Linked DNA regions of Homo sapiens: regions 2 and 3 are each linked to region 1. Evidence: chromatin contacts called from ENCODE Hi-C or POLR2A ChIA-PET data. All regions are on one chromosome and are shown on one strand. The core of a region is the stretch at or near the end of the contact, and the rest is flanking DNA. Distances in the headings are between cores, read along the strand shown. Region 1 overlaps ZFHX3 (zinc finger homeobox 3). Region 2 overlaps ZFHX3 (zinc finger homeobox 3). Region 3 holds the start of ZFHX3 (zinc finger homeobox 3).

The links. Hi-C counts contacts between places; a loop is a spot of excess contacts on that map. ChIA-PET counts read pairs that join two places held with the same protein, here RNA polymerase II (POLR2A). Pooled maps may share reads with other maps.
Region 2: a pooled map shows a loop between it and region 1 (2.4-fold over the local background). The contact joins two enhancer-like sites. A Hi-C loop is called at or near these places in 1 of 168 maps with a recorded cell type or tissue (Calu3) and 5 of 50 pooled maps. POLR2A ChIA-PET finds 5 or more read pairs at or near these places in 1 of 52 experiments (endothelial cell of umbilical vein).
Region 3: a loop to region 1 is called in a map of ovary, with 2.2 times the contacts of the local background. The contact joins the promoter of ZFHX3 here to the enhancer-like site in region 1. A Hi-C loop is called at or near these places in 29 of 168 maps with a recorded cell type or tissue (A673, CD14-positive monocyte, Calu3 and 20 more), 3 of 37 single-sample maps with no recorded cell type and 20 of 50 pooled maps. POLR2A ChIA-PET finds 5 or more read pairs at or near these places in 5 of 52 experiments (A549, A673, AG04450 and 2 more).

Annotation. Positions count from the first base shown.
Region 1 is chr16:72,857,358-72,861,404 of GRCh38, reverse strand. The region is part of intron 4 of ZFHX3 (zinc finger homeobox 3); the gene reads left to right. Among named protein-coding and RNA genes, the nearest start is that of ZFHX3, 190 kb to the left of the region's middle. Within about 2 kb of position 2,438, at least 8 of the 41 ENCODE cell types and tissues checked have a DNase peak (open chromatin) inside an H3K27ac peak, as active enhancers do; they include ascending aorta, ovary and prostate gland, where a contact is called at or near this core.
Region 2 is chr16:73,013,624-73,017,680 of GRCh38, reverse strand. All of the region lies in intron 1 of ZFHX3 (zinc finger homeobox 3), which reads left to right. Among named protein-coding and RNA genes, the nearest start is that of ZFHX3, 32 kb to the left of the region's middle. RefSeq lists enhancers at 1,208-1,357, 1,906-2,406. Within about 2 kb of position 1,925, at least 13 of the 41 ENCODE cell types and tissues checked have a DNase peak (open chromatin) inside an H3K27ac peak, as active enhancers do.
Region 3 is chr16:73,046,258-73,050,240 of GRCh38, reverse strand. It overlaps ZFHX3 (zinc finger homeobox 3), which reads left to right and starts at 2,113. Exons shown (of 10, transcript NM_006885.4): 1 at 2,113-2,489. LOC124903719 (a long non-coding RNA gene) reads right to left here and starts at 2,663. Exons shown (of 2, transcript XR_007065116.1): 1 at 2,441-2,663; 2 at 1-115. RefSeq lists enhancers at 1,212-1,747, 2,284-2,819 and a silencer at 1,673-2,522.

The DNA.
Region 1 (4,047 bases), core at 1,189-3,688:
TGTCTGGGACTGCACCCAAAACAGGATGGCCGGCCAGCTTCTGAGTGGCTTCTCCATCCTGGGGGTTGGGTTCACATTGCATTATTACTAATGTGAGAATTTCCACCCGATGCTTAGTGGGAAGATCTCATACCCTTTTATCTTTGTTAATATTCTTGATATAGCGATTTAAATATGCAAAACGAGGACATGCCATATGGCAATGTGTGACAAGACAGCCCAGTGGCTGTAGGGGACAGTTGGTACCAAGCACTTCCAGAAGGGTGATGTCAACACAGCACAGGGGACACAGGTGTCTGCCAGGTGGATGGCGGGTTAGGGAGTCATTTGCATGGGAGAGGGAAGGTGCGTGAGAAAAGCATCTGCTGACCCGTTGCTGTTGGCCAGGTAAGAGAAGATGAAGAAAAGTGGTGGCAAGTGGTGTCTGTAACTTGGGAAAACCCTGGGAGGCTGTAAAGTCACCGTTGTGCACACAAAAAATAAATGCATTATTTTTAACTGTCAGACCAGGGATGAATTTTTGAGAGCTGTCAGAGGAACAGCCAGGCTTGCGCAAAGATCGAGAAAGGACAGACGACTGAGCATTTAGCCAACCCCTTCCCTGAGGTGTTGTGTTCTGTGAGGGCGGTCCATAGGGTGGCAGCTCCAAAGGGGACCTAAAAGTTTGTAAATTTTGGCTGGGCGTGGTAGCTGACACCTGTAATCCCAGCACTTTAGGAAGCTGAGACGGGTGGATCACTTAAGGTCAGGAGTTCAAGACCAGCCTGACCAACATGGTGAAACCCTATCTCTACTAAAAATAGAAAATTAGCCAGGCGTGGTGGTGCATGCCTGTAGTCCCAGCTCCTCGGGAGGCTGAGGCAGGAGAATCACTTGAACCCAGGAGGGAGAGGTTGCAGTGAGCTGAGATCGTGCCACTGCATTCCAGCCTGGGCAACAGAGTGAGTGAGACTCTGTCTCAAAAAGTAAAAAGTTTGTAAATTTGGAAGGTGGTTTGGAGGGACACACGTTTGATATTTGTTAAACGCTGAAAGGAAAGAGGGGGGAAAGCGGGCAGGCTTTTAAGAATTGTTGACTTTGTGGATTTGGAGCTTCCTGGGGGAAAACAGAGCCGTTCCACCGAGGCCTGATGGAACAGGAAGCGGGTGTCTGCGGCACCATCCCAGAACCAGCTCTGCAGGGGGACCAGCTGGAGGGGGCTCTGTGTTTTCCTCCCTGCTCTAAACAGAAAGCCGTTTTTCTAGATGGGAATCTGGATCTGTTAAAATATAATCGGTAACGAGACCAGGATTATTTATTTAAGTATGTGGAACGCTGAGGGAGTGTTGTACTTCCCAGCTGGGCTAGGAGCTGCAAACGTCCACCATGTCGAGGGGCACGGAAATAAGAACTCGCCACCCCTTCGGAGATGCCTGCATAGTGTCCTTACAAGCTTCTCTTCTCCTTGTTTTCATTGTTATTTATCTTCCATTTCTGTAAACTAGCCTGTCTTACGGCCTGGGGGCTTCTATCAGTGATACCTTGGAGCGGAGTCCTGTTTCTGTAAACTCTTCTGATCTCAGAAATATGAACACGGAGTGGCCCAATTGTGTTCTTAAGGCCATTACCAGAAGTGACCACAACCCAGCTGTTCATTTCCTCTAACCCATGTCCTGCCGCATTCTCCCCTCACTGGGCAACTCCTTGTAGACTAAAGGATGGTCTCAGTAAAGCTCGTTTCTGCGCTGAATTTTCCTTGTACTCCAGTGGGGCCAATGAGTTTTAGCCTGTGGTTTCTTCTGTTCTAATTTATATGAAGTTAAAGCTATATTTCAAATCCCTAAACGTCTTTATTTCCCTCTATGGGAGACAGAAAAAAGTGGGGCCTTATAAGTGGACTTCCACATGTCCAAGTTGGGAATCTCTTCCAGACTTCCAGAGACTTTAAACATGGCTGTAAAAGAGGAGTTGGGAGAAGAAGGCTGAGGTGGGATTTTGTCTCTTGCCCCCTTGCGGCCTCTCTGGGACGATAGCGGTTGTCATAGAAATCCAGACCCACAGGCAACCCTTTGCCCCATTTCCACCCACAAAGAATGGAATCCAGAGAACTTTCTCGCCTTTTGGACATGAAGAGAATGGCTGAGTTGGTGACAGGGGAAAAGAAAGAGGATTGGCCCAACAGTTTGTTTATGTGGGCTGCCTGTTTCTGGAGAGCGTCATCTTTTCGGTAGAAATGCCCTTCTGTGGATTGCTTTAAAAAAAGAAAAAACAAAGATGAAAGTTCTCATTGCTTTTTGGAAACATCAAGCTGTGACCTGGTTGGAGGAGTCCAATCAACGTGGGGAGGGCTTTCAGAGGCACAGAAGCCAGAGGGCAGAGGGTGTGGAGGGAGCCTGGGAATACCCCGTGCTGGCCAGTCCGGCCTGGCTGTCAGCTTGAGGAACTCAGGATCTGATTGTGAGAAGCAGACAGAAAGCGAAGTTGAGCTGGGCACAGCTTTCTAGATGAGCTGTCTGAAGCTGCCGTGTTTGGTTTGGCCTGAAGCTGAGCAGGAGACCCGGCCGGCTTTCCAGAAGGGAGGCCAGCCCTGACCCGCTGCAGGGCCTGGGGCTCTGCCCTCTGTGTCGCCCAGGTTGCGGCAGCTCGTGCGTAAATGGGGCAGCCAGGTCCACATCTCTTCCTCCCTCTGCACAAATTGAAAACGACTAACCTTGCCATATTTAGTGCAGCACTCACGGCTGCTCGCCTCCAAGGGGTAATCATGCAGGCATAAATTCGGAAAGTTGCTAAGCTATGAGCAGTCTTATGAGCATTAAAAGTGTCCTCTTTGCCAGAAAGGTCATTCATAACTTGGCTACCCTGCTGATGTACAGCCAGTGATATTGATTGATTAATGTATAAAAGCACCAGATCCATTTGCTTCTATGAAAGAGAATAAAGTGCAGTCGACTCTCTCTTTATTTTCACCTCATCCTTTTGTTTGAAGGACATTTTCCCCCCTCTTTTTGTTTTGCCGGCTATGTTTAAGGGGGTTACAAAAAGCCAGTTTCTGCCAAGTAATGTGTTCACAAAGGGAACATTGATTCACATCAGTGTCGCTTGAATTACCCTTAAAGGTTTGCCAAGGAGTTGCTCTTATATTAACCTTCTGTTCGTGAAGGAAGAAATAAATAAATAAGTCATAAAGTCAGCCTCGTTGCTTTGGATTTCATTTTGGGCTTGATCTAAAATAATTTCTTCCACGGCTGCTTGTGGTGAGAGGTGTTGACCAGAAAGGCCCTTGTTAGTTTTTAGGGTATGGGATGGGGGCACCAAGGGAAGCAAGCCCACCCCTGCCGTCAGAGCCCCCCGCCGCACCAGATCAGGGAAGAGAACACTGAATTTACTTCCAGCACAGAGATTAGTTCTGATTGGCTGCCCCGCCTTTCAGGCTGAGGAGCAGCGGGCCCTGGTCCTTGCTCTCTTACTCCGGTAGTTCACACTGTCAGGTGTTGGAAACGGCAAGAAAACCCTGCCTTTGTCTGAAAGATGAAGGATTTTGGTGGGGAAGGCAACTTTGCTTTTTAGAACCAGTGGCATGAATTATACAACCTTCAGAGTTATCCTTAAATTTCCCATTTCTTTGCAAACCTAGCAGGGCTGCAGCCTGAAGTTGGGAAAAAATAACTCCTCAGCTTTTGTTAACTTGGAATTAAGTTTGTTTTGTTAGTGTTTTGTTTTGTTTTGTTTTTGTCAATTACAGAGACAGGATCTTGCTCTGTCACCCAGGCTGGAGTGCAGTGGCACGATCGCGGTTCACTACAGCCTCATACTCCTAGGCTCAAGCTATCCTCCCATCTCAGCCTTCATAGTAGCTGGGACTACAGACATGTGCCACCATACCTGGCTAATACTTTTATTTTTTGTAGAGATGAAGTCTCGCTATGTTGCACAGGCTGGGCAAACTCCTGGGCTCAAGTGATCCTCCTGCCTCAGCCTCCCAAAGGGCTGGGATTATAGGCATGAGCCACCACACTCAGCTTAGTCTTTATTTTTTATTTTTCTGTTATCTCTGTAGGTGGAGGAACT
Region 2 (4,057 bases), core at 676-3,175, 160 kb before region 1:
AGCAAAGCTCTTGGTGGAGGACTATGTGGTCTAGCTCCCTGGAGTTGGAGAAGTCAGCTGATAGGTTGTGCTAAAGACCAGAGAGGGGTGGGTGGAGGGGAAGAAGAGAAGGCATTATTTAGTCGTGACGGCAGCCAAGACATTGGTGGGGAGCCCAGGTGAGTGCTGGAGAGAGAACAGTGTTGGCAGAGTTTTCATGACTTGGCGAAGGGCACCACTGGAAAGCGGGGCAGGAAAAAACTTGGAGCATTTTCAGATATACCTTTCAAGTATTCCTCCTCCTAAGGCCAACAGGGGATATTTTTTGGGACCCACCTCCCTGAATGAGAGCAAAACTAAGACCCCACTCCCCTGAATCCAAACGTAGAAAATTCCCATCACGTCTTGGGAACACATTCAAATTGCCCACTCAGCCTTTGATATCTTTTTGCCTTTTTTTTTTTTTTCGAGATGGGAGTCTTGCAGTGTTGCTCAGTCTGGATTGCAGTGGCACAATCACAGCTCCATGCAGCCTCAACCTCCCAAGGCTGAGGGAGGTGATCTTCCTGCCTCAGCACCCCCAAGCAGCTGGAACCACAGGCACATGCCCCCACGCCTGGCTGATTTATTTTTATTTTTGTAGAGATGAGGTCTTGCCATATTGCCTAGTCTGGTCTTGAAATCTTGGGCTCAAGTGAACCTTCCACCTTGGCCTCCCAAAGTGCTGGGATTATAGGCATGAACCACTGCGCCCAGCCCCCTTAGTCTTTTTTTTTTCAAAGGTGCATTAAGGCATAAGGAGTGTTCAGCAAACTCTCTTGGGATATACACGTGAACTTGGGTAGGGTCCCAGTGGGCTTCAGCTGTAATGGGGAGATTCTGCTCGGAGCCACTCTGCTGTCACCAGGGTGCGAATCCACATCATGAGAGGCACAGAGAACATTCTCAGTTCACCCAGAGGTTACAGAGAGGCTGTAAATGGACATTCAAATAGAAGAGGAGGAAATTACTGGAGTCAACTCTGGTGTAAGGGCTTTAAACAAAGGCCATAAATTAGTCATATGGTGACATCTAAGGAAGACAGGATTCTATTTCTGGGGTTGGTTTATTATTATTTTGAGAGGCATCAGGAGAAGCAAGAGGAAAAGAGAAATGGGTCAAGTAGCATAAAGAATTTGAATCAAGGCAAACTAGAAACCAGTTTTGCTTGAATTACCCTTCTTGGGACTTTCACTATTCAAAGTCGTATCTTTCACAAGCAGGAGGCTGAATGAGAACCCTTTGTGAAAGGTGGTTATGTTTTGTTTTTTTTTTAAACCACTTCATCTTGTCATGTACAAAGTAGCGCCTTGTACATGTGTGCTAAAATTGAACATTTAAATCCTATTGAGTAATCCTAGTTACTCCGACCTTAAAAACCAAAACACAATTCATGTTAATTGTTAACATAATACTTCAGGTTAATTGTTAACACAAAATGGGGAAGTGGCAACAAACATGCAGGAGTGGGAGAATTAAGTCATATCTGGGCCTAGAGAGTTAAGTGGTTGGGTAGTCTGGCTTGTGATTGAAAGAGAACTGGAGGAGCCTGGGATAGAAATGAGATGGTGGTGATGGGATCTCCTTTGCGTAAGAGAGAAGACTATTCTTTGCATAGAGGTGATTCAGAAATCGCTCTGTGGCAGGATGCCTTCTGTCCATATGGCCGGTCTTTGCGTGGGCCATTCTTCAAGGTGCCATGCCTTGACTGGGTCAACATGGCCAGTGCCCGTATGGTGTGTAAAACCCAGTCCTGGAAAGCTGGCTCCCCTGGAGGTGTTGTGCAATTGGGGCAGCCGGCAGCCAGCTTCTGATGTGGTTGGCTGCCTGGCTCACACCTCTCAGGTGCTGCGGAGACAGCAAGATCCAGTGGCCCCAGGCTACCACGGAGGCGGGCAGGGTGCCACGGCCTTCCCGAGCCATTCTGTTTCCTTTGTCTTCAGGAGCCCAGCGTGCACGGGCCCTGGCTTTCCAGTTCTTCAGGCTGGCTGCCTGGCATCACAGCGAGGCTTCAGGCGGGCCCACCTGTGGAATATATTGGGTAAGGTTGGCTCGGCCTGGCTTTTGTGAATTGATAAAAGGAACTGTGGATCCAGGGATTCTTCTTGAATGTAGATGTTTCTAGTTCGGTGTCTCCTATTAGATAAAATAAACATGTAGCACACACAAACTCTTTGTCCAACTACTGTTTTTCTGTTGTTTCCTTGGTTAATTTGGATATTTATAAATCTCAAATGCGGTAGGCCAGGATGGGAGGTTTTTTCTGTCTAATGCTAAGATACTCCACTGAACACCTCTCCTAAGACATAGCCCTCGTGGCCGGTGTGGTGGCTCACGCCTGTAATCCCAGCACTTATGGAGGCTGAAGTGGGTGGATCACTTGAACCCAGGAGTTAGAGACCAACCTGGGCAACACAGCAAAACCCTGTCTCTACAAGAAATACAAAAGCTAGCTGTGCACGGTGGTAGGCGTCTGTAGTCCCAGCTACTCAGGAGGCTGAGGTGGGAGGATCACTTCAGCCCGGGAGGTAGAGGGTACAGTGAGTTGAGATTGCACCACTGCACTCCAGCTTGAGAGACAGAGTGAGACCCTATCTCAAAAAAAAAAAAAAAAAAAAAAAAGACACAGCTCTTGATTACAGCATCTGAGGCCTTTGGTCCTAATTTTTGGTGATGGAGAAAGAGAGGTTTCAGCTGGTCCCTAGGGTCTGGAGAAGGAGGGTAGTGTGAACCCCTTGGTAGGGTGAACCCTTCAGGGACACCCCTGCTTCTGTGTGTCCAGTGGTTCTGTCCCCCTTTCTCCAGATGGCTATACTAGTTTCCTCTTGATGCCGTAAGAAGTTACCACATAGGCCGGACATGGTGGCTCATGCCTGTAATCCCAGCACTTTGGGAGGCCGAGGCAGGTGGATCATGAGGTCAGGAGATCAAGACATGGTGAAACCCCTTCTCTACTAAAAATACAAAAATTAGCCGGGCATGGTGGTGCCTGCCTGTAATCCCAGCTACTCAGGAGGCTGAGGCAGAGAATCGCTTGAAGCAGGGAGTCGGAGGTTGCAGTGAGTTAAGATCGCACCACTGCACTCCAGCCTGGTGACAGAGCGAGACTGTGTCTCAAAAAAAAAAAAAAAAAAAAAAAAAAAAGAAGAAGAAATTACCACAAACTTGTTGGTGTAAAACACAAACTTAAGTTTGCATTTTGATGTTTTCTGTAAGGATGTAGTATGTTTAAACTTTATTAACTAATGTTCAAAACTGCGATGTGTGCATAGAATATTACGTATGCATGTTCATGTCTAAAGAATGGCTGTTGATGATAAAATAAAAATCAGCTTTCATTTTTCCAAAAAAAAAAAAAAATGCAAAAAACCGCAAACTGATTGCCTTGTAGCTGGAGCCTAGAAGTCTGAAATCAGTTTCAGTAGGCTGAAGTCAGGGTGTTGGCAGGGCTGCTTTCTCGTAGCGGTTTCGAGGAGGAACCCATTTCCTTGCATGGTCTAGGTTCTGGAGGCCCCCACATTTCTGGGTTGATGGCCCCTTCCTCACATCACTCTGTGTCATGCTTCTGTTACATCTCCTTCTTCTGCCTGACTCTGTCCTCTCCTTTGCCCCTGTTGTAAGGACCCCTGTGATTGCATCAGGCCCCCTGGATAATCCACGATCATCTCCTCTATCCAAAGATCCTTCACTTGATCGCATCTGCAAAGTTTCCTTTGCTGTAGAAGGTAACATATTTGTAGGTTACGGATATTAGGATGTGGGCGTCTTCGGGGGTTGTTATTCAGCTACTGCACGGTCCTGTGGAGGAATTGGTGCAGTTGGCAAAGAAAGAGACCCCCACGTGCCTCTAGAGGTAGGTGGCTCAGGAGGGCAAAGCTAAACCAAATATTACAGCCTTACCTGTTCCAACAATGCCTATTTCCTTGGAAATGAGGGAAGAGGCTTCGAGATGAAATTTGGTGGCCTCTCCCCTCCCCCAAATAATGTGACATTATTTTGTGAAATTGTATTTTGGTGAGGCCCAAAGAGTCATACTTGA
Region 3 (3,983 bases), core at 864-3,363, 190 kb before region 1:
CCTCCCAGGTTACTTTAATAGCTTGTTCTTTGGGCTTTCTAGCTTTTATTTTATTGAAGGTATTTGTCTGTGGGCCTACCAGGATCATGATGTCACCAGATTACGAGGTTGTCCCCTGTTAATAAAAATGAAGATAAAGCAGCAAAATTAGATTTTCTGAGAGTATCAACATTTTCTTGTTGTCTTTAATTTATCCAGCAGGCCTTACCTATCCCAGGTAAGGAATCTTCGTTTTTCCGGAGAGATTGCCAGAGGCATCTCTGCGTTGTGGGCCACGTTGCTTGCGGTCCTGCTAGCATACGTCATCTTCATGTCTTATTCATAGTCACTTTTTCAATTAAATTATTAATTGTTTTCTTTAAGGTGTTCTCAACTTATATGGCCAATATAAATAACAGTGTGTTTTGAAAACACCACCTGTTCTTGGGCCTGAAGTCAGGTGGTCTGGAAGCAGCTCTGCAGTGACCATAGTCTGGTTTGCAAACTCATCCTCCACCTTCCCTGTTGGCTCTTAACTCCCCCCACCCGGCCCCCGTGCTCTCACGTGTGACTGAATTGGGCTTGTGCCCTCCTTTGTCCCTAATCGGACATGATTCCCTGGAGGCAGTCTTTTCTCCCAGGGCCTTAGCTGAAATAAATAAATAAATAAATAAATTTCCCCAGAATCTATTCTGGACTAAAATGTAGAAAGGGGCTGTCTGTACCCAACAGGTTAGATACTTACATTAATCTGAACCCAACTTACATTGTGCAAAAAGCCTTCTATACGGGGATGTGATGGTTTTCACCAGCTAAGCATCCCTTTTTCTCCCGAGTCAGTGTGTGCCTCATGCTAATACAATTCCATACATACTGCTCTTCGCCTCATGAGCTGATTATATTTCTAACACTTGCATGGTTCATTATTGTGCCCGAGGAAAAGACTCTCCAGGCTGTAAGGCCAGCCTGGGTGGGTGGTTTTCAGAAAGGGTAAAAGCAGGTGCCTTTCTGTGCTGTGAGAATCGGGAGTAAATTCAGACTGAGGGTGGGATTCTGACAGGGAGGACAGAGGACTTCCGGTGAGATTTCTTTGGGGCTGGCTTTCAGATGAGAATGGAAAAAGGTGGACTTGGGGAGATAGAAGGCGCCCAGCAATCGCTTTGACCAACTGGAAAAGGTGAACTTGGGGAGATAGAAAGGCGCCCAGCAATCACTTTGACCAACTGGGGTGGCCGCTTTAAATCTTACCCTGGCGGTAGGAACTCCCTGGGAAAGGGCACGATCTTTGCTATCTCTGCGGTGATGTGGCTTTATAAGGTGAGGCTAAGGAGCCTGGAGGCTTACATGGTAGACTGCATCTCCTTTTCTTCCCACTTCTTTTCTTCCTATCTTTCTAGTGATCTCTCCTTTTCTCTTTCTCTGGCCTCAAAAACTATCCTTAAACTCTCAACGGAGAGCAGGGGGATGTTTTTATAAGTTTCTGCAACTGAAAAACAGAAGTGCTCTGTAAAGCAGTTAATAGGATGGGTGTGTGTTTCCAATAAATTCCTGTCCACATTGGCTCCTGTCCCCATGCTTGAGTGGCCTGGCTGTGACGTGGACGGGGCCCAGGGAGCGATGGCTCCGGTTCGGAGGCCTCAGGCTCCTTTTAGTGGCCGAGGGCGCGTCCCTTTCTTCTCGCCCGATTCTAGGCCGGCCCCTGACCTTTGATGAGCGAGGGGTCAGCGCCTCCGGGAGGGCCTGGGCTTTGTTCCCGCCGGGGCCGGTTCCCGGGGCGGCGCAGGCCGAGCGGCGAGGGTTCCTGGCCCCAGGCGGGTGCGCGGGACCCCCGGCCTGCCCCAAGGCCCGCGCCCCAAGCGGAGCGAGCGCAGCTGAGCGCCCGGGTCCCGCGCGTCCCTGTGCGTCCCCGGGTCCCTGCGGGCGGGCGGGCGCGGTCGCCGCCGAGCAACCCGGCCTGCGCCCGGCACGACTGTAGATGTCAGGCTTTGCCCGGGGAGCCGAGCGGCAGCGGGGCTGTGAGTTTCAAATTAACCTTCCGCTTTGTTGCTGTGTAATGTGGATCCCCGAAGGCCCCCCGCCCCGCCCGCCCCCCTTCCCCGGGCGGTGCGCGCTGCAAACTGCGAGTTGGGCTTCATTTACATAAAGCGATTCCGGGCGGGCGGCGGCAGAGGAGGAGGCGGCGGCGGCGGGCAGGCCGGGGACCCGGACGCCAGCGCCGCGCCCCGTGGGTGAATCCCCGCCGCGTCCCGGGGACCTCCCTCCGGGGACGGGCCGACCGCCAGCCCTGCCGCCACCATGAGCTCCCCTCCCCTGTCTCCGGGCCCCCTGCTCCTGACCAGAGCCACCTCCGAGTCCTGGGGCCAGCGGGAGGTGGGGAGCATGCCGCCTGGGGTGGGTGAGCTCGGGGCTCGGGTGCCACTGGAATTTCCCGTTGTTGCGCATGGCGGCGCGGCCCCCGGACCTGCAAGTGCCGCCTCCCTCCGGAGGTGCGCGGAGGCTTGGTGTGCCAGGTGAGTGCAGCCTCCCTCCGGGTCCGCGCAGCCGGCCTGGAGCCGCGGGCAGGTGCTGCGAGTCTTGGCTGAACTTCCCATTCTCTTGGGGCGTGTGGGGGAAGGGCAGGCTGGATGCACTTGAACTCCCAGACTCCAGTTGCCACCTACCTAGGGTGAGAGCGCCTAAATTCTGCTGGGCACACAGTAAAGCTCTTCCTTCCTCCTTCCTTCCCTTCCCTCTGTCCTCCCCTCCCTCCTCCTTTCCTGAGTCTGCTTTTGGATTAGTTCCTGCCTTCTGAATACTTGTGGTACTGGTGTCATTTAGAAGTTTGGGTGCCTCCGCCTAAAAATGCACCCTTTTCAGCCCTGGAGAAGTCGCTGGTCAGTTCGAAACAATGTGAAGAATGCGCTTGTGGAGTAATTAAAGGGAGAATCAGAGTTTTGGAGCTGGAGGGCACCTTTGGAGATCATCTTGTCCACCCTCTAATTTTAGTTTTTTCGCACTCTTGGAAAAGTCAGAGCATTTATTTCCTTGGGCAGGGGCGGGGTGGGGAGCTGATGCAAAGGAGAGAGTCAAGATTTTTATCCTGTTAGGAGGAGGAATGCCTATGTTTAGGTCAGTAGCAGAAAAACAATAACAACAAAAAGAAGCATTGTAGGCTTGGAGGGAAACGAACCTTCTGGAAAATGTTCTTTTCTGCCTTGGACACACCTGTGTTATGATAGGAAAAGGCCTGGAGGGCAAAGACTGCAGCTCACGCATGGTGTGTGCTAAGAGGGAATTGCGTGGCACAGTGGTACCTCCTGTGTTAAACTGGCTTAAGTGAAAGCCGTGAGCAGGTGAATCCAGGAGGGTCATCCCTCCCCCCACCCTCTGTGTCATTTAACAGTCCTTGAAGACTCCCTAAAGCCACTGACAGAAAACCCCAGAGAGAACAGATGGCTCTGCCTGGGCACAGAAGGAAGGCCTCTCCTTCATACTGGGTCCTGCTTGTCAGAATGCACCAGGGCAAAGCCTTGAAGGTAGATTGTGAGAAAGTTACACATCATCTTATTTCTCTCTATGCTTTGAGATCCTTGGAGACAAGTCACTAAATAAATAGTGTATAATTTAAAGCTCACCCTAGCTGGGGAAACTCTGTTTCCTTGCCGTCAAGCAGCAGGTGCGAGTTTGTAGAGTTGGCCCCTCGAGTTCCCTCATTCCTGAATTCAGGAGGTGTCAAATCTTCACGTTCAGTTAATGGCTGTGGTTTCTGGATAGGTTTCAAGGGAAACCCTGAAAATCACGAGTTCCAGGAGGCTGGGCTGGAGGAGGACACGAGAGTGCTGTGGTGGGGACTGCATTGGGTAGGAAAACATACACCTTCCAAGGTAACCTGATCAAGAAAGGCCGTAGCAAGAAACATGAGTCTGCTCCTTGTTATCAGAACAGCCACTGGCAGCCTGAGATTCTGAATCCCTCTTGCTACTCAAACATGAAAAACAATGAAGGCAAAAGTGAGGTGTGAGGGA